Linked DNA regions of Homo sapiens: region 2 is linked to region 1. A link is an interaction called in ENCODE POLR2A ChIA-PET data of the cell type or tissue named here. Cell type or tissue: PC-3. All regions are shown on one strand. Links, peaks and the distances in the headings refer to the core of each region. The heading gives the core; the rest is flanking DNA.

Evidence for each region. ChIA-PET counts read pairs that join two places held together with the same protein. Peaks named below come from ENCODE experiments on the same cell type or tissue, not always from the same donor. Only the 100,000 strongest peaks of a DNase experiment are listed, where the experiment ranks them.
Region 2: POLR2A ChIA-PET joins it to region 1 with 9 read pairs; 1 of 35 experiments calls an interaction of 5 or more read pairs at or near these places.

The regions. Positions count from the first base shown.
Region 1 is chr3:8,480,061-8,488,407 of GRCh38, reverse strand. The region is part of intron 3 of LMCD1-AS1 (LMCD1 antisense RNA 1); the gene reads left to right. Among named protein-coding and RNA genes, the nearest start is that of LMCD1-AS1, 17 kb to the left of the region's middle. RefSeq lists an enhancer at 4,731-5,025. In PC-3, for the core only: no CTCF peak of the experiment used is centred there; a DNase peak (open chromatin) is centred at 4,907; H3K27ac peaks cover 367 bases.
Region 2 is chr3:9,192,692-9,199,295 of GRCh38, reverse strand. The region is part of intron 1 of SRGAP3 (SLIT-ROBO Rho GTPase activating protein 3); the gene reads left to right. It overlaps SRGAP3-AS2 (SRGAP3 antisense RNA 2), which reads right to left. Exons shown (of 2, transcript NR_121664.1): 1 at 6,301-6,604; 2 at 4,843-5,570. Among named protein-coding and RNA genes, the nearest start is that of SRGAP3-AS2, 3.5 kb to the right of the region's middle. In PC-3, for the core only: no CTCF peak of the experiment used is centred there; no DNase peak of the experiment used is centred there; H3K27ac peaks cover 1,290 bases.

The DNA of each region.
Region 1 (8,347 bases), core at 2,537-6,536:
TAATGAAGGTGTGAATGATTCATGTTTCCCTGCCAGTTCCATTTGGTCATTTTACAGTTTTTTTCAGGCTTCATCCATATATCTTCTCCTTCCCCCAAAGGACTCTTTTACCCAATATCTCAATTATCACTAAAGTGGACTCCTTCTCATCCAGACTCAAGAGAAATGAATCTCAGAATCCAACTGTATTAGTCCATTCTCACGCTGCTAATAAAGATATGCCTGAGACTGGGTAATTTATAAAGGAAAGAGGTTTAATGGACTCACAGTTCCACATGGCTGGGGAGGCCTCACAGTCATGGTGGAAGGCAAGGGAGGAGCAAAGTTATGTCTTACATGGCAGCAGGCAAGAGAGCATGTGCAGGGGAACTTACCTTTATAAAACCATCAGATCTCATGAGACTTATTTACTATCAAGAGAACAGCATAGGTAAGACCCACCCCCATGATTCAGTTACTTCCCACCAGGTCCTCCGAAGACATGTGGGAATTTTGGGAGCTATAATTAAGATGAGATTTGGGTGGGGACACAGCCAAACCATATCACCAACTAATCTGCTTACACCTCATATTGCTACAATTATTGCCTGTTCCTGAAAATGATTAGTACTACTCTACTTGTGTCATACTACAACTACCACCACCACCACTTCTATTACTACAGGTAAGAAATATTTTGGAACAATTATCAGGCTACAGGCACTGGGTTGAGTTCTTTACATGCTGTATCTTTTTTTTTTTTTTGAGACGGAGTCTCACTGTTGCCCAGGCTGGAGTGCAGTGGCACGATCTTGGTTAACTGCAAGCTCTGCCTCCCGGGTTCCAGCCATTCTCCTGCCTCAGCCTCCCAAGTTGCTGGGGCTACAGGTGCCCACCACCACACCTGGCTAATTTTTTGTATTTTTAGTAGAGACAGGGTTTCACCGTGTTAGCCAGGATGGTCTCGATCTCCTGACCTCGTGATTCACCTGCCTCGGCCTCCTAAAGTGCTGGGATTACAGGCGTGAGCCACTGCACCTGGCCTACATGCTGTATCTTAATCCATCTTCATACCAGTTTTATGTGGTAGGTACTCTTTGGATCCCTATTTTGATTAGAAACAAACCAAGGCTCACATAAGCAAAATAACTCACCTAAGCCCCACCAGTAGTAAATTGCAGAGGCATTATCTAAACCCAGCTTATCTCGCACTATGACACCATCACTTTCTACTTTCATGATTTTTCACGCCACCTCTTATCATCTGTACTGTTATTTACTTAACATAGAGTTCCTGGCATGCACCACACTTGCATGATTAGGTTGCAAAAGCAGACAAGTCGTTTTGAGCAGGCAGTCCTTTGAACCTACCGATACTTCCACTGCCGTCTGCATCATCCATCAAAGTAAATCCCATGAAGGAAAACAGAAATCTTAGCATTAACATGAACTTGGAAGTATGAGTTTGTCAAGCTCTTGGTCTCCTCTGTGGCAGATAATTTTCTTATAAATCTCCAGGCATGAGAGTCATTTTCTAAGCAGCTTTTCTTCTTGCTACATGATTTTTTTTTTCCTCTACTGCACTACAATTGTTTCTTCTAGCGAGGACCTTAGTTCTTTCCAGGAGTAGTTTGAGGGCATCTGTAAGATTTTGTGCAACTTTATTTCTCTAGATTGAACAACTCTAACCTCTGCCTAGAAGGACCTGGTGGTTTATTTGGAAACTGGAAATTATTTCATGGTTTCCAATTACAAGGGGCCTCTAGCGAGTGATGACTACCAGCATCACCCTCATGCCCAGGCAAGAGTGGCTCCAGTCCTGAGGACCACACTCTGGCCCTCATCTAGGCTACCCACTCCTTCTAGGCCGGGCTTTAAGTACCTTAGTCCCCACTCAGGGTCTTTGAAGGGTCTTAATCCCACTTCCAGAGCAGAGCACACCTCTTTCCTGGGTTTATTTGCTTCCAAGATGAACCTCATAACAATTTACCCCAGGCCCAAGCAATAACCAAGAGCTGGCTGTGTATGGGATATAGATGGAGTTTGGGCATATATGTGAGCAAGACGCCTGGAGGTGTGGAACAGACCTAGAAGTGGGAAGAGTAGGTGGAGACAGACCAGGATCCAGAGAGAAGTTCAAGAACTTGGAATTCAAATCTTAACTGCCAAATTGTTTCAAAAACATTTGTCATGGTAGGAGGAGAGAACATATTTTTATTCAACAGTGTGTTCGCTTGATTTACAACTCTTACATATTTAGACCTATGCTATGTGGGTCTCCACTTATACCCTTTGCCCTGAGTTCACCAAGTGGTAGGGCCAGGTAGCTACTACTAGGGCAACGAGCTGTCCTGGTTTATCTGGGACTAAGGGGTTTCTCCGGGATGCAGGATTTACAATCCTAACAGAGAAAGTCCCAGGCAAACCAGAATGAGTTGAATTGGTCACTCTAGATAACCCACTATCTATAATATAGTGGCTGATATTGATTTGTATAACTGTACAGAAGTTAGCATCTTTCTTTATGGGGCAAAAGAACCTCCTTATATTTATGTTTTCATCATAATAACCTATTAGAAATTCCATTTAATGATAGCTTTGCTCTCAGAGTCAGGAGGTAAGTAAAGGCCACTTAGCCATGGGCAGGCCTTCTGTCTCCAGAGCAGGATGAAGCAGTGGCTTTTGTAAAATTGCCCAAAGTCAACAATGAGCATTCATCAAGCACTAGAAGAAGCAGCCTCATCAAAATTCTTGCTGGAAGTCAAAATAGATTGGAATGCCAATCTATTGGACTTTCTCAGACTGCCTTGTTTGTACAAGAACAAGAAACCTGGAGATGGTTCCATGTGACATGATTTCCATTAGTATCCAGTTCAGATGGCTACAATTGTCTAAAGTGACTCCCTTCTAGAGAGCCCACAGATAACTAAGAACTGTGGCTATTTTGGGATATTTGGTAATTGAAAAAAAGAGGGGGTAAAAACATCTTTAACCAGAAAACTCTCTAGGTCAAATTGAAAAGCAGGCAAAGTTAGTCTCAAGCCGTGCTGCTCCTTCTAGTTTTGCCATTGTCTTTTCTGAGCTTGTGGGAATAAGCTATTCATTCACTCAGCACATTAGGCCAAGATTACATTCCAAGCAAAAGGAACTGCAAAAACAAAGGCTGTGGGGGTAGGAACATACTTGAAGACCTGAAAGTAGACCGGCGGGGTGGGCTGGGAGAGGAGAAAAGTGGAAGAAAATGGGGCCTGAGTGGTGGGTCAGGGCCATATCAGTAGGACATTATGGGCCACAGTAGACTTAGGATTTTATTGTGTGTAATGGAAAGGCAACGTGGCAGGCTAAATAATGGTTTCCGAAAGGTATCCAGATCCTAATCCCTGGGACGTGTAAATGTTATCTGATATTACAAAACCAGACTTTGCAGATGCGATTATGTTAAGGATCTTGAGATGGGAAGATTATCCAGGTGGGCTCTGAATGTAATCACAGGTGTTCCTATAAAAGGGAGGTGAGGGAGAGTCAACACAGACAGAAGAGGACAAAGCAATGTGAACATGGGACAGAGATTGGAGTGATACAACCACAAGCCAAGGAATGCTGGCAACTTCTAGAAGTTGGAAGTAGCAAAGAATGGATTCTCCCCTAGAGCCAGGAGCACAGTTGTGCTGACGTGTTCATTTTAGCCCAGTGATGTGGATTTTGGACTTCCAGCCTTCAGAAACAGGAGATAAGTTGTTTCTGTTGTTTTAAGCCATCAACTGTTTGTGGTAATTATTTGTTAAAGCAGCTGAAGGACATTGATACAGGCAGATCTTAGCCTCAGGCTGGGGTATGACATGGTCTGATTTATGTCTTCCAATGGGCACTTGGAGCTCTTTGTGGAGTAGAGACCAGAAAAGGCAGGAGTAGAGGTGGAGAGATCAGCTGGGAGGTTCTTGCAGGCATGCAGATGAGACAAGATGTGGCAGTGGATGTGTGGAGAGCTGGAACATCCAAGATATTCTTTGGAGGTAGACTGAAAATACTTGCTAATAAATTGCCACTAGGAAAAGCGGGCTCTGAAAAGTCATCAAAAACTTAATCTGAGTGTAAGTGTGTGTGTGTGTGTGTGTGTGTGTGTGTGTGTGTGTGTTTATTCAAGAAAAAAAAAGCTTGTAATTTTTAAAAAGAAGCACAGTTTAAGCCAGTGGTGGGGTTTTAGGCTCTGAACTCCTCCAGATATGGAGAGACATGCTCAGTGGGTGGCAGGTTGTGGAGTTTCATTAGAACACATTCTATTATGCTCCTTAGCTGACCACCTGTTCTGTGTATAAGCTGTTACAATGCCTTTTTTAGAAGTTGATACATTGCAGGTCAAATCATAATATTGCCCATGCCTGCTCACAGGGAATTTTTGTGACACTCCTGGGTATGGGAGGCCTATGAAGAACGTAGTTTAGATGCTGCAATGTTGACATTCTTAGGACATTTCGAAGGTTTCCTGGCCTGGTGACCAAACTTTAGTATGTGTCTAATTCATCTGGTGAACTTAGAAATTATGCAGATTTGAGAAATGTAGCTCCAGAGATTCTGATTCACTATGTTGGGACAGTGATTCTCAATTTTAAAATAATTACCTGGGAAACTTTTTAAAATGCAGGTTCTGGGTGGAGCCTGAGATTCTGCATTTCTGATGAGCTCCCAGGTGATGCTCATGCTGTTGGTCTCTGGACCACACCTGGAGGAGCAAGATTCCTAGGAATTGTTTTCAGAGCTGTAAGCCCCTGAGTGCCAAGGTTGAGGCTTCCTCCAGTGTGGATGTGATACTACATGTGTTTGAAAACAAAGGCAGCTCTGGACACATTGCCAAGCCCTTTTGTAGGATGGCCCAGCTGTGGTCTTGGTTCAGCAGATCGTTTTCCTCTCTAAACCAGTGACACTCTGCATTCCCTCCTGCTGAGCTCATACATGTCTCCTTGCCAAACCCAACAGAGGCTGGCTTCCCAGACTGGGTTACGAGGCTGAGGTTTGCCAGGCTCAGTCCTTCCACAAGTGCCACTCATGGGCTAGACGACTTCCTCAGCCCAGTGGTGTCTGTCTTGTTCAGGACCCCATGTGGGCTGCACACCACCATCAGCATGCTGTTTCTAACACACAGTCCTGGCCATGCTCCTCCCCTACTTCCAACCCTGCCTGGGCCCCCATTGCCCTCCAGAGAAGGTCCAAGTTCATTGGTCTACCCACCAACCTCTACTTCCATCTCCAGCCTTTACCATCTGCTACCACCATTAGTTACTTGTTTCATATATGCATTATGTCTTCTCTCCAGGCCAGAGGACTCACAATTGAATTCAGAAACCATCCTCACACTATGGGGAAAACTACATATGGTAAGGAGAGAGAGGAACAAGATTTGAGAGGCAGTGCAACCTAGTGGATAAGAGCACAGGCTTTCGCATCAAATCCCAGCATGGTCATACTTCAACTGTGTGACCTTGAACTGTCTCTGGGCCTTAGTTTTCTTATCTGCAAAATAGGGAAAAGAAAACATTTCATTTAGGGCAGTCGAAAGGATTTAATGAGGTCGTATATTTGAAAAACTTAACTTTGTACCAGGCATGTAATAAGCACTCACGTCAGCAATTGATGTCCATCCCTCTCTTTCCTCTCTCTTTTCCCTTCTTGTACTTCCCCTTTTTTCTTGCTCTACCCTCAGGATCTTGGGGCCTTCATAAAGGTACAAGTCTTGGGATTTTCTCTAAGTGAAAATTCCACAAGTGTGGGAAGCATTGGTCATATTCCAGAAACTGTTTTTGATAATTGGCCAATAGGAACTGTTTTGAGCTGTCCACTTAGCTACATTAGCAGGAGCACTTTAAAAGGAAATGAATGAAAATGTTCATTATTCTGGCCATTAATCCATACTTGGAGCAAACAGGAATCTCTAAGTCCAAACATTTCCCCTGTAAAGCTTTGTTTACCTTGGAGACCAACATCAACACAATTAGGTTTCAATATCAACAACATGGGAGGGTTGGAAGTCAGGAACAGCGGATGCCTTTTATAAATCCGGTGTCCAGGGCCACAGTTAACACCTTCCTTTCTAGACTGGGAAGGGTTGTTTTGCTGTAGGGGGTAGGGTGACATTTCAGAGTTGCTCCATTAGATGAAATAATCAGGCACTGACAATCGATTGCAGATGTCGTTGTCAGTAGCATTATGTGGGATACTCCTTGACTTGGTGCAGATAAAGTCCAAAGATGAGTGTTTGCTAAGGTCCAGCCACCTCCACTGCCAGCCATATGGGGTATAATTTGTCTGTGGGTCACACTAAGCAAGAGAAATGCAGGCTTCAGCTAGGGTCAATTCATCCACTCAACAACAAATATTTTCCAAGTACCTAGTATGTGTCAATCACTGTTCTAGAGCCTGGTGATGGAGCAATGAAGGGAACATAAAAATCCTTGTCTTCGTGGAGCCTACTTTCTAGTTAGGTACATATTTAAATTAAGCCTACAAAATATCTACTTACCTCAGCCTGAATTCAAAGACATAAATGATTCCAGGTCTTGGGATTTGGTGGGCGAAGCAACCTTAAGGATTGTTTATACTATTGATTCACTGTCTTTCTTAGGAACACACACTTCTTTGAGAATATTATAGAAGATGTGAATCCTCATTCAATCTATGCAAACTTTCACCTTCAGTTTCTGATAATTCATCCCCCTTACCTCCCCAAATTCAAGCCCTAGGTTAAAACCTTTGATCTGGTTCTAACATCTTGAGACTGTTTCTCAGCATCCTTGCAAATAAGGACTTACTGAAAGATAATGGATTTTTTTTTAAATGAGGAACTTGCTCCCTCTCCAGGCAGCTCATTTCATCCTAGAGCTCTGACTGTAGACTACCAATTTCTTTTTTGACACTGTTCCGTGTCTCTAAGCCTTGAGGTTGAGATCTGGTGCAAGTATGTCTGGCACCCTATTCACTGCGTTCCTGTTTGTCTTGAAGGTGCAGAGAGAAGTACCTCCCTCTATCACTGATATGGTTTGACTGTGTTCCCACCCAAATCTCATCTTGAATTGTAGTTCCCATAATCTCCACGTGTCATGGGAGGGACCTGGTGGGAGGTAATTGGATCATGGCACGGTGGTTATTCCTATGCTGTTCATGTGATAGTGAGTGAATTCTCAGAGATCTGATGGTTTTATAAAGAGCCTTCCCCTTTGCTTGGCTCTCATTCTCTCTCCTGCCACCTTGCAAAGATGTGCCTTCTGCCTGATTGTAAGTTTCCTGAGGCCTCCTAGCCATGCGGAACTGTGAGACAATTAAACCTCTTTTCTTTATAAATTACCCAGTCTCGGGTATTTCTTCAAAGCAATGTGAGAACAGACTAATACAATCACCCTCCCAGGTTTTGAGGCTATTATGGGCTTGGCTACTATTCTTTTCCCTGAAAAGGAAAGGCTTCAGTAACATTGTTTCTCCTGGTCGCTCTATAAAGATACTAGCCCAAGATAGGCCTCCTTAATCTCCTCCATCCTCTGTTTACCTTCTTATCTGAAAATATTACTGGATTTGCAGATTAGCCAAAGGAAACAGAGACATGTTTTTAAGGCTGGCAACTTGCTTTTTGAACCTGCAAGAATTCATATGGCTTAAATGACTTCTCTGTTCCTTGTGTTGCACAGGAGGAAAGAAAAAGAAAAAAAAAAACTCTAACTTATGGCCAGGTAGAAGAGCCGTGTCAACAAGGTACCCTCACTCTCTGTGGAAAGCCAGTTTTTCTTTTAACCTGAGGTCCAGACCAAGTGAAATGGTTCAAAAGGACAGGGCCAGAGATCAAACTGTGAGAGCTCCTTATGAAGCAAAGGATAGTGCGAGACATCCCAGTACCTTAAAGAGCTCGCTGTTCAAAACAAATCTGCTGAGATTTGGAAGTGAGTAGGTCTTATCTATCAGACAAGAGCTAGGCAATTTTTAAAAGCATGGGCCCCTCAAGAATGGAAAGGTTGTATTTATTCTTAAAATCAGTGAAGCCACAAGGCAGAGGGGGTTGGAGTGAAATGATTTTATTTTCTTTAGCCTACTTCAAGCTGTTTTTGAGCCACATATACACATAACAACCACCGCCCTATTACTGTGGGCCTGCTGTGTGCTGTGGAGTTCTGTAAGAGCTGGGCTGTTCATTCTGCATCCGCACAGCATCCTGACCAAGAAGGAATTGTCGTCACTGGTCCTCTGCTTCACAAAATTAAATTAAGGATTAATTAATTAAGGATTCTTGGTTTATACACATACTAAAAATTTCATATTTGAATCATGTAATGAATACTCATGACCTCAAATTTAAAACAAAATCTCAGACTTTGACAATAACTTACCT
Region 2 (6,604 bases), core at 2,068-6,067, 710 kb before region 1:
GGTGCTGATGAAGTGAGAAGAACTTTCAGCTGGAGCAGAGAGGTAGCGCGTGTGAGTGAGTCGCGGGAGTGTGCTCTGATGCAGATGATTAAGCCCATTGCAAATGCAGAATTAAGTAACTCTGATAACGGAGCCCTTGAGCATCCTTCTTGGAGATTAAACCTTTCAGGCTTTTAGCAGCTGAGAGGTGCTGGGGATTGGAGATAGCTGGCTTAAAAAGGATGGGAAGGGGGGGCAGATATTGGATGGGGACAGGAAGGAAAATGCGCCACATTCAGGTCAGGATTCTGTTCTGAAATTGGCTGTCGCTGCGAGAAGTGCTGGAAAATGTCCCATTATCTGGAGAGAGAGGACAGTGTGTCTGCTTGCTGCCCGTCTTTTCTTGCTTGTCTTTCTACAGGCTGGGGTTTTAATTTTCTGTGCTGGCCGATTCCTCCAGTTTGTGTATGAGTTTTCATTCTTGTTTGGTGCCTGGGCCTGTTTTACATGTGAATGCCCTTTAGAAGAAAGGACAGTCCTAGCCCCGTTTGCTGGGGAGAGAAAGGACAAGGCCTCTGGGCCCTGCAACCTCTTCCTTGCACCTATTGACGTATTCATCCTGTGCTAGACACAATGCCAGGTGCTGGGAGTAGACAGACATGGTCTTTGCCTTCATGGAGCTTACAATTAAACAGTGGTTGCTCAGGACTGGATACCTAATTTGGAGGGCCCTGTACAAATGAAAAGGTAAAGCCCCTTTTCAAAAATTAAGAGTTTCAAGACAGTACTGGCACAGCACCAAACCAAGCACTGGCTACTGAATGCTAGGTAGATTGTAAGTCCAGGAAGCTGGCCCCGTGGTTTCTTCCCAGAACCTTGTATAAGGAGAGGGAGTTATTCCTTCCTTATTACCCCAGTCTTCCTCATCACTGCATGTGGGAATTGAACAGCCTCTGAAGAAGAAGATGTCTTCCTTGACTCAGTGGGCCTATGTAGAGAAATAATAAAACACAGATAAAAGGCACGACAAACATTAAATAAATACTGGTTGCCCGAGACATGTAGCTAAGGCCATGTAGACATATAAAGAATGTTCAACTTTTTTGGAAACATCTGAACATAAATCAGATGTAATGACAGAAAGCCTTGTCATCCAGTGTTCCTTGGAGCAAATAGGCTGTGACCAGTCTAATTGTTACAGACTTGAAAGACAGTCTCTATAGAAAGGCCTGTGCCCTGTATGATAACACAGTTTACTAGTTTCTATAAAGCAACAGACAACCTACCTGCAAGTCATAATATAATGAAGAATAACTACAATAGGATAGTTTTTGTATTTCCCAAATATTCTCTGGAATATTATTTTTAAGAAAGAGATTCTACCTAAATTGGGTAATTTGACAAATAAGTTTTGGAAAGGCTCATATTCTATTCCCTCTTGGAGATACACAATTCATATTAAAGTCCCATGGCTGTGAAGGAAGCCCTTTAAACTTTTAACACAATGTTATTTGATTATGACACCTCTTTTAGAAAGTAATAACTAATAACAATGTAGTTAGAGAACAGGGATTCTGAAGCATATGCTTTGGAAAATGCCGGTGATGTACTTCTAAACTTCTGAGATGCATGATCTGGGATCACAGGATCTGGGTTTCAGAGCCACTCACAACTATAGACAAGTTACATGGTCTTCTGGAGTCTGTCACCCAATCTGTTAAATAATAATACCCATATGACACAGTTGTGTGGTTTAAATGAGACACTACAAAATGAGAAGAAACATTTTGCAAACTGTGAAGTTGTCAAGCGTTTAGTGATTATTTAACTGATATTGAAATAAACAGGAACTATTATCTCTGTTTGAAAGTGGGTAAACCGAGACCTGGAGCGATTAAGAAAGGAGGCTGGAGATCCACAGCCATTTCATGGCAGAGCCAATCTCCCAATTCACAGTTCTCAGCAGGATGACTTTTAAACCAACTTTGCTTGTAGATTTTAGTTTGGAAAACGGGCCACCTCTTTGACAGGCATGTCCTGTGGAACAGCTAGAGGCAGAGGCTGGCATGAAAATGCCAACTTTTCTTTCCTTTCTAGCATTGACATCTGATGTTAGCAGAATGATGAATTCAGGGGTGACAGATTTCTAGAGGATTTGTGTCCTCTTTAGGCCAGTACACCCTGTCATCTATACGAATCCCTTTTCTACCCTGAAAACCATCGTTGAGGCTGATTTAAAAGGGAAGGTGGCTTTTCTTGTCGTGAGTGAAAAAGAACCTGGTATGTTCTCTGTTGTGCATCTTTGAATGGGGAGGACGAAAACTTTGGAGAGGTGTGTTTTAGAAAAGAATATGTTGTTTTTCTTCCTTCTTTAAAATGGAAATCATGCCAGAGTGGAAAATGTAGAAACGGGAATTAGAAGACCTGGGTTTTAATCCTGTTTCTGCACCTAACTGGCTGCCTGACCTTTGGCTGTTCCCTTACTTTATCTGGGTGCAACTTTGCTATCTTAAAATAAGAGTATTGGACTAGTTTGCAAAATTTAGGGTTTTTGTCTCTTATCTTTGCATTTTTCCATGTTTATGTCACCTTTATTATTTTCTGCATATTTTTCTTGAAACTGATCCATCTATTCTGTACAAATTGTTTTGGAGGGAAATGTTACAAACTTCTGCAAATAAAAAGTCAGCATTGATGCTGTATATTGGAGGTAACTCTAAGACAAAAGATAGGCTGGTTCAGAGGGCACATTTTTTGTTATGTATATTTTGTCTCAATTAAAAAATTAAAAACAAAGAAAAAGCAAAAATAAGAGCAAAGAAAACATAAAACACAACTATTAAAACAAATATACTGTATTTACTCTTTTACAACTGAAAGCTTTCATCCATCAGTGGCAGTAAATGATCCAAAGACGACCTTCTGGCTCCAAAGGTTTTGGTACAGATGATGTTTCTAGTGCAAACTAGCACACCATACTGCCCTTGCCAGAGAGCCACACATCTTTCTTAATCACACCGTAGCCATGGAAACGCCCCCTCCTCCAACTTTGGCAGTCCTTAATGGGTGGTCCCCAGGGCTCATGGCTTGTCTCTAGGAAAACCCCGCCCCGCTGGGCAGACGGACTTGTCAAATGCATGGTTGTTGGTTTCACCTGGATTAAACTGCTCTCTCCGTCTGGAGGGTTCCTGGCTTTCATTTCCAAATCAAAATCCTACCCACTCTTTGGATCCCACCTCCTGCAGAAAGCTTCCTGGGATTCCTCCAAAGCCACAATGATCTTTTCTAAATTTTCTCCCTAAATTTTCACTCTGTACAAGTATTTTCGATTGGGTTCTTTTCTTTTTTGTTGTTTTTTTTGGAGACAGGGTCTTGCTCTATCACCCAGGTTGGAGTGCAATGGTGTGATCATGGCTCACTGTAGCCTCAAACTCTTGGGCTCAAGTGATCCTCCTGCCTCAGCCTCATGATTAGCGAGGACTGCAGGCGCACACCAGCACTCCTGGCTAATTTTTTTATTTTTTGTAGAGATGGCGTCTTGCTGTGTTGCTTGGGCTGGTCTTGAACTCCTGGGCTCAAGTGATCCTCCCACCTTGACCTTCCAACGTGCTGAGATTACAGGTGTGAGCCAGTGTGCATGGCTTAGGTTGAGTTTTTTAGAAATAGAGCCTGAGACGGGGCCTTGGGTGCATGCTGTTTATTGGTGTGCCTTTCTGGAAATACCTGTAAGGAGGTGGCAACAGAAGGATGGGGAGGGGGAGGAGCTGAGGGAGGAAGTGGCTTCAGGTAATCCTAGTCTGGGCCTGATCCATGGGAGCTCTGCTATTAATCACACCACAAGTTGTTCCTCACCCCTAGATGAGATGAACAGCCAGCTTTTTGTATCCTCATGTCATCAGTCACTGGCCTCAGGCTGGCAGGGTGGGAGTGGGGGTAAACCAGTGTTGTGTTGGACCTGACCCTTACGAGCTTGTGGTGGTCACGTTTTTAGGAACGTTGTGAGCCACTATTAACAATTAAATCATGTAAAGTTATAATTAAGTAAATAATGCTGAAACAATGGAAATACATATTCAAAAGTCATCACTTCCTAATTATTTTACTACAGTTTTAAAAATCTGTGCACTTGCAGTTATTTTTGGTTATTGGATCTTTATGGTGGAAACACTATGTGATGGAGAGCTATGTGCATCTCTCCACAACTCCACCTTCGGTGATGTCTTGCTGGGAGCTTGGAGTCGGCCATGGTGGGAATATTTACACCAGGGAAAGTGGCAAATACTCAAGCCAGGGCTCCTCCTACCCCACCAGAAAGTGGCTGCTAAACATTTGCCAACACAGCACTGGGTATAATCTCCCTCATCAGCTGGGTGTGGGGACGGTGGGGGTGGCAATTCTCCAGAGGACAGGGCAGCTGTGAGCCACTGGTAGCCACCACCCAAAGCAGCCAAGGGATGGTACATGGCCTGGGAACAGGGATCTGGACAGGGCACAGTGTTCTCTATGGCAAGTTATTTGAAATTTTATTCACGTCCTGACTTGTGGCATCCTGTCATTAGGTTTTTATTGGAGGGGAAAGAACAATAGAAGCCTGGAGCCCTGGGTTCTAGTGTTGACTTTGGCACTATCTTGCTGTTGACTTTGGGAGAAGGTTGTTTTACATCTCTGTTTTCTCACCCATGAAAATAGGGGATCAGATGACCTCTCAGGAGGCTTTCAGCCCTGCACAGCCTCAGACTATCCTCTCAGCTGTTGCCACCTAAGTTAGGAGCATGAGTACAGAAACCATGTCTCACTGTATTACCTGCAGAACCCAGCATGTGAAACTTTCCTCCTTAATCTCCAGACTTAGAGACTCAATCGTAAAAATAGATAACATTTATTGAGCACCTACTGAATAGAAGACATTTTAGATCTTAGCTCATCTAATCTGTTTATCAACGTTATGACATAGGTTTTTTTTTTTCTATTTTACAGATGAGAAAAATCGAGGCCCAGAAATATGAAATTACTTGTCCAGTCACACAGCTAGTAAATGGCCCATTTGGGATTCCAGCCCCACTTGGCTTGTGCTTTCAACTATTTTCCATATTACCCTATTGGAAAAGGATTTAAAAGAGGCTCTTGCTACATCAGGGTCCCCATTTGGGATCTAGAGATTGCTTGGTTTCATCTCCCCTTCCACCTATTCTCTGTCTTGCTCAGTCTCAGTTCTCTTTCTTCTGGGTGGAATGGGTTGTAAGCCCCTTTGCAACTCAGGCCTTTGTAACTGTTGAATAGGCAAATGAAGGAGGAAGGCTCCGAGGATGGAAGCCAGCTGTGCACTTCGCTGATGATCTGGGATGCACAGAGGTGGGATGGGGCGGGTGAGCAATGGAAGGCTGCTAATGAGCGTTTCCCAGTGTTGCCTCCGAGGGCGGCTGCAGCCTCTGCGCTGCTGTTTGGGGTTGTTGGAGCCATCACAGCACAGCCAGGATTTGCCCTTAGGCTTGGTGACAGGTTGGATCACCTTCACTCAGAAGGCCTGGCCACTCTTTGCCATGTCTGATCTGTGGTGTGGATGACGGCAGCTGACATGGACTCCTCGCCACCTGGAAATGCATAAAGTGCAGCTTAGCCCCAGGCCAAGGGGAGACGTTCTGTGCAGCCCCCAGAGCCTTTGTTTCTCATGATTTCCTTCAACCCTGCCCCCAACTCCAACCCAGTGTCACAGGGATCTTAGTCCCACCTCCCCAGGGTCTGGCCCAGGATCCCCATCTCCCGCCAGCACTTGGTGTTTGAAACCTCCTCGCATAGCTGTGGTTTATTTAGGCCCCTGCCACCCACCTGGGCACCTCCTCTGCATGGCTCCCCATTTCACAGAAGGTGCTGATGCCTTTCTTGTGATTCTGCCAGCAGAGAAATTGAGGTCAGGGAGATCAGCCAAGCACACTTTTCGGTGGCTTTTAAGGAGGAGCAATCAGTTAGTGATCACTGTGGGCAGAGGGCTAAGGGGATGGCTTCAAGGAGAGAAAAAAGAGCAATCGGATGGTTCCTGAATTGTAGAAATGAACACAGTGAAAGTACCAGGCTGGGCTTGGGGGTCAGAACCTCCCTCAAGCCCCTGAACATCAGCTTCCCCACTCAGGATTTCTCACTTCAGTGACTGACTTCATCATCCCTCCAATTGCCCAGGCCAGAAATCTGGGAGTCGTCCTTGACTTGTCTCCCTCACCCCACAGTCTAATTGGCTGGCAAGTCTTGTTGTATCTATTTTCTGTCTCTTGAGTTTAGTCCTTTGCCGTGGCCACTGCCCACTACCAAGGGCCCACCAGCTCTTACCTGGACTGGTTCAGCCATCTCTTTCCAGGCCATGGTCTTCCTGCTTCAGCTCTCCTCCCTCAGCTCCCCCATCCATTCCCCTCTGCAGTCGGAAGTCTTCTAGAGGTGTACATTTGACCTTATCATGTCAGCTCCAGGTTAGAGCCTGGAGTTACTATAACGATTACCTCCAGGGCGAAGTTCAGACTCATTAGCCTTCCAGGAAAAGCAGCTCTTCTTGCCCTGCCCCTGTTTGACTCTCTGTGATGGGGGTCCCAAAACTACCTTAGGTTTGATAATTCACTTGAGGGACTCACAAAAATTA